Linked DNA regions of Mus musculus: region 2 is linked to region 1. The links are chromatin contacts, found by POLR2A ChIA-PET in ENCODE. All regions are on one chromosome and are shown on one strand. Each heading gives the region's core, a stretch centred on a gene start or an enhancer-like site at or near the end of the contact. The rest is flanking DNA. Distances are from core to core; before and after follow the strand shown.

The links. ChIA-PET counts read pairs that join two places held with the same protein, here RNA polymerase II (POLR2A).
Region 2: POLR2A ChIA-PET joins it to region 1 with 11 read pairs in Patski. The contact joins two enhancer-like sites. POLR2A ChIA-PET finds 5 or more read pairs at or near these places in 2 of 5 experiments (Patski and embryonic stem cell).

Annotation. Positions count from the first base shown.
Region 1 is chr19:32,106,650-32,109,317 of GRCm38, reverse strand. No RefSeq gene overlaps it. Among named protein-coding and RNA genes, the nearest start is that of Asah2, 4.8 kb to the right of the region's middle. RefSeq lists an enhancer at 1,000-2,667. Within about 2 kb of position 1,322, at least 2 of the 3 ENCODE cell types and tissues checked have a DNase peak (open chromatin) inside an H3K27ac peak, as active enhancers do.
Region 2 is chr19:32,343,011-32,345,678 of GRCm38, reverse strand. The region is part of intron 2 of Sgms1 (sphingomyelin synthase 1); the gene reads left to right. Among named protein-coding and RNA genes, the nearest start is that of Sgms1, 44 kb to the left of the region's middle. Within about 2 kb of position 1,350, at least 1 of the 3 ENCODE cell types and tissues checked has a DNase peak (open chromatin) inside an H3K27ac peak, as active enhancers do.

The DNA of each region.
Region 1 (2,668 bases), core at 73-2,572:
CCACATATTTATTTTCCTTCTTTTTTACTGTGGTAGGATTAGGCAAATGCTCTACCACTGAGATATGTATCTACCCCTCCACGACTTTCCCATAATACCATGTATTCAATAAGTATTCTCGACATCTGGTTTATTTTACTCTGCTTATATTTATATATTCATCTATGGTAAGTGTCATACACACACACACACACACACACACACACACACACACACACACAGGACTGTTTGAGTTCGTACTGGTTGGACCAGTACACCGCTATCAACAATCTCCTAGGTCAGTGGTTCTCAACTTGTGGGTTGCAATTCCTTTGAAGGTGTCGCCCGAAATTTTCTCAGGGATGGCCTAGGACAGTTGGAAAGCACAGGTATTTATGTTACCATTCACAGCAGTAGCAAAATTACAGTTACAGTTATGAAGTAGCAGCAAAAATAATTTTATGGGAGAGGGTCACTACAACACGAGGAACTATATGCATTAAGGGGTCACAAATGATTTTTTAGATCTCCAGGGGCTCATTCCATAATTCCCTGTCCTTGAGGAAATATGAAATTATGTATTTTATATAGATTATAACTCATATTTTATAGATTTAACTTATATATAGTTCATATTTTAACATATCTAATTTTCACCTAATGTACATCATTTTCATTTAAAATATATCATTAATATTTATTCAGTGTACATGATTTTTATTCATTGTATATAATGTATGCAGTTATAATGTATATAAATCACATTCAGTGTATATAATTTATATTTACCGTATATAATCTGTATTTATTTTGTATAACTTCTATTCAACGTATAATTTATTTTTAATGTGAATAATTTATATACACACATGCATGTGTGAATATGGATGTAGTAAATATGTATATAGTTACTAAGGACACAAATAAAACATAAACTTTATAGACTAGACATGTTTCAATGTACATAATCCCTGACTTGCTTGTATGATATATGTTAGTTTCCATAATGTAAATTTGAGGCCCTCTCCGTGGAAATCAGGACTCCTTACTGCTTGTCAGTGCCTGAGCTGTGAGCCTGGAGCTGGTGGCCTGCTGCCTCTGGAGGAGGAGGGAGCTGCAGGAAAAGGGAGGGGCGAGAGCGCTCCAGGAGGCCGCTCGCTCGCTCGGGCTGCGGGGTCCTGTGCTCTCTCCTGCGCCACTTCTCTCTCCCGGCTCAATCGCGGAGCCTTTTCTCTCCCCCGTCTCGCCGCTGCCGCCATCTCCACCCCTGCCTGCCCCAGGGGTCTGTGGACGCCCGGGCAGAGAGCAAGCACCGAGCTGGGCCTGCTGGAGACGGGAGACCAGCGGCCCGCCCGCCCGCCCGCTGCGAGCCTCCTGAGCCACTCCGGAACAGCTTACTTTCTGTTTCCATCTCTTTCGGACCGGGTTGGCCTCTCCAAAAGCCACTTCTCCTAACTCTTATCAAGGTTCAAAGGCTAAAGGTATCTACAGGCACTTTACCTGGTCCATGCACATGGTAATAACTTGAAGTCTTTCCCCAACCTTCTTCCAGGTTGCTAACTTTATTGTACCTTCCTCAGGAAACCAAGGACAACCGTTCACTACAAGATCTAAAACAATTATGTGATTGCTGTTGCTCCACTTTAACCAAGCATATGGCATAGCATGTTTACTTCAAGAAGCGTACGGCCGTTTCCATTTCCCACTTTTTCCCCTGGACTTTTACTTTTTACGATCTCCTCAGTTTTTTCCAATTATCTGTATTCTCCCATGTCTGTACCTCGGAGGAAATTCTCAACATACCTTTACCTTTTCGGAGTGCTCCGGATTTCCCCCACTTAATCCCCTATACTCTCAGAGCTGACCTCTGTTTGAGACACCACACTGCACTGGTCCTGACGTTGCAAAGTCCTCTGATGGGGAAGGGGGGAAAGATAGAAAGATAGGAAGAAGAAAGAGACGGGTACGGGAGAACACTGGTAAATACCAGTCAGTAGCAAATGTATTTCTCATAGCCTTTTTATACTACAGGGCCATGGGAGGCAAAGACACAAGATAACAGAAACAATTTTGCTAAAATGTACACAAGACATTTGGTTCCATCTCCAAACCTTTCTGTTCTTCCACCAAGGTCAATAGAATCTTCAGTCCCTAGCCTTGAGCCTGGGTTGTAGGCCCAGAGCTGCCTTGACTCTACCTGGCAGGAGATCTCTCTCTCTCTCTCTCTCTCTCTCTCTCTCTCTCAGGAGTTGCAAATGGGTCTCTGAGGAAATAGCTGTGGGTGTATATATGAAGGCTTTCCCAGAGAAGACCTCTTAGGGCTGACTGTGAGCAGCGCTAGCCCATGACATGGGAACCCTGACACAATGGAAAGTGAGGAAGGTATCTCAATGTCCATATTTCCTTTCTTTTTGCTTCCTGATTGCCCTGGAAGTGAGTAATGCTTCCCTTCCACACTCCCCATGCCATGACATCCTGTATAAAGGCGTAGGGCCAAAGGATCATGGAATGAATATTCTTCTTCTCTGAAGTTCTTTCTGCCAGCTCTTGGATCACAGTTACATTTAAGTGTGTGTGTGTGTACAATTCACTCTTTCTGTTAGGGAGTAGTAACAAATTGAACAAGCATGCCACAGCTCAACTCTTGGTGAGTATTGGTATGAATAAAGCAGCCAAGAATATCCCTGCA
Region 2 (2,668 bases), core at 101-2,600, 240 kb before region 1:
TAATTGTACCACACAACTCCTGGTTTTGCTTACTCCCTAAGCTCTGTTGTCAACCATTTTGCTGTTTCCATGAATTTGACTATTTGAAAATATATACCACGTGATGTAACACAGAGTGATGTGTAATAAGTGGTCCAAGAGAGAGAGAAACCCAGGTTCAATCCCCAGCAGGTTCCGTTCCTCCCTCTATAGTCCCCAGCCTCCCGTCCTGAGCAGTTCATAAGTCTAGGACTCAATTAGAGCATGCCATGTTCCCTGTAGTCTAGAGTCTGCAGATCCGATGGCGGCAGGTGTTATCAACTTGCTAGATACAACTAACTATAAAGAGCTTCCTGTCTCTGGCACAGCTTTGCTAAGTTTAAGTGGTGAGGCTCACATGAAAGTATGTATTTTGCAAGTTGTCAAGCTTGATGTAGAATGCAATATTGTCTTCTTTTAAAAGTTTAGGCTATTGTTTTTGTTGTTTTGTTTGTTTGTTTGTTTTAAAGGGCCCAGTCCCTATGTGCTATTCCTTACCTGGTGGTTTATCTTGTTTTGTGTAAATAGGACCCACGAATGCCTTGTTTTAGCAGCTTGGCTACATTGCATCTTGATTTAAAAAAAAAAAAATCAGTCACTTTTTAAAGACATGTATGAGTAACCACAGCTTTATACAGGAGGGTTCTGGCAGTATTTTAACACATACTACTTTCATCTTGAAGGACTCACACCTGGAGCCATCCCTTGTTGTGCTGTGGGCGGTGCTGTGGGCGGTGCTGTGGGCGGTGCTGTGGGCGGTGCTATGGGCTTGCTGTTTCTTTCTTAGGTCCTCTCTGAGTAGTCCATGTGTATCATGTCTCTGATTGGCTTTCCTCCTTTCCCCAGCCCATATTCTGATTTTTCTTCTTTTACCTTCTAATTTTGCAAGCTTTCTAACAACTTGCAAATGGGAGGTAAGACTTCTGAGCTGCTGTATACCTGAGAGTGTAACACTCATGTATAATTGATTGCCTGGCTAGGTGTAGAGTTCCTGGCTGGAAATCACTGAGCTGTTGATAGGAAGGGCGTTGCTCACCTCCTAGCATTCCGGCTCCTTGTGAGAACACTAGCGCCTGCCGATTCTCAGTTCTTTACAGGGTCTCTTCTATTGTGTCTTTTGACATCGTTCATGAAAGCATTCAGCAGTTTAATGATCACCTGCCGCGATTGGGATGTGCTTTTTCGGTTATGTTTGTTTGTCTTTTGCTGGTGTCCAAAGAGCACTGTGATGATGAGTTTACCAAGGTGACAAAAACTAGGAGCAATTGGGAAGAGAGCCTCCGAGAGGGAGGGGGTGGCTCCGGTTGGCGCTGGGCCTGTCTGCGGAGGATTTTTCTTAATTGGTTAACTGAAGCAAGAAAACCCAATGTGGGCTGCACCCTTTGCTGGTGCGGGGTCTTGTTTAAGGAGAGACTTACTTAGCTGAGTACAGAGTATGGTGTTTCTTCTCTCTGCTATTGCTTTGTCAAGTGGCTGTTTATCTTGAGTCCTCAGGCAGACTCACCTGCAGGGAGGGACTGTAGGTAGCATGGAGTTGTGAGCCCTGCTTCTGTCTGCGCCTGGGCAGAGCTCAGAAAGGCACAGAGTTCACAGCACCAGGAAGGAGCCGCTCATTCCTTTTGTTTTTATGTTCCGGGCTGCAGTATTGGCTTCCCTCATTGTCTATTCAGCTTCCTTCTGGACCTGCTGTAGGATGTTTGACTTGCCTCTGAACGCCTCTTCCCAAAGATAACTTACATTTTTCTTGGAACCCTTCTAAAGTTGTTAATTTATCAGGTTTATTTTATTTTCAGTTGCTGATAGCCCCTGAGTGGTCTCATAAACTAAGTAGATATTCAGAGATTAACTTTTTTACCTTTGAAATTTTATTTTTCTGCACCATTTTTTGCTTCAAGTTGCACTTTTTCCCCTTTCTTTTGTCTTTCACGTTAGATGTTTTATATGCCTGATGGTTTTGGAATGTCTTTTCTGAGGCAGAATGGGGCTCCACATATTAGAAGATGTGTCTTATTTTGGTCTGCTAAGTCTATTGTCTTCATTTTTCACCTCTAAAACATCTTGAAGATTTTACTATCTGGTTTCTGCTATCTTTGTTCTAGAAGATTTATGCCTTTTTCAAAGAAATAATGGTTTTTGTGTTGAGAATTTTGAAGAGAGGCACTAAATGTATTTGCTCATTTAACTTAAAGTCCATTTGGAAGTCTTAAAAACCTAAACCCAAACCAAATAAACCAACGACAAAAGGAGGTCAGGATTTGCAGCATCAGGCTTTGGTCAAACGCACTTGCAGGGCGAGCATCCACTCTAACTCTATTTCAAGGTGTGGTATACGTTTAGATGGTCCCAGGAGAATACTGGCTTCTTGTTAAGTCTGCAACAGCTGCCTCGCCTTTTTGGGCTCAAGGCTTTTTATGTCAGGGCCTTAAGTACCAATAAATGTGTAAATGATAATTAGGCCTCCTGATTAAAAAAAAATGCTTAAAAAGATTCTTATTGATGTTTCTAAAATGAATTTTCCAGAGGCTAAGCATATAATCCTTAGATTAAAATGCAGCAGACACACTAAGTTGTTTCCCATAACAAGCAGAATAATAGACTTTAAATCTATTTGCTGCTGACCACCCACAAAGGACATTCCTAGCCCAAAGAG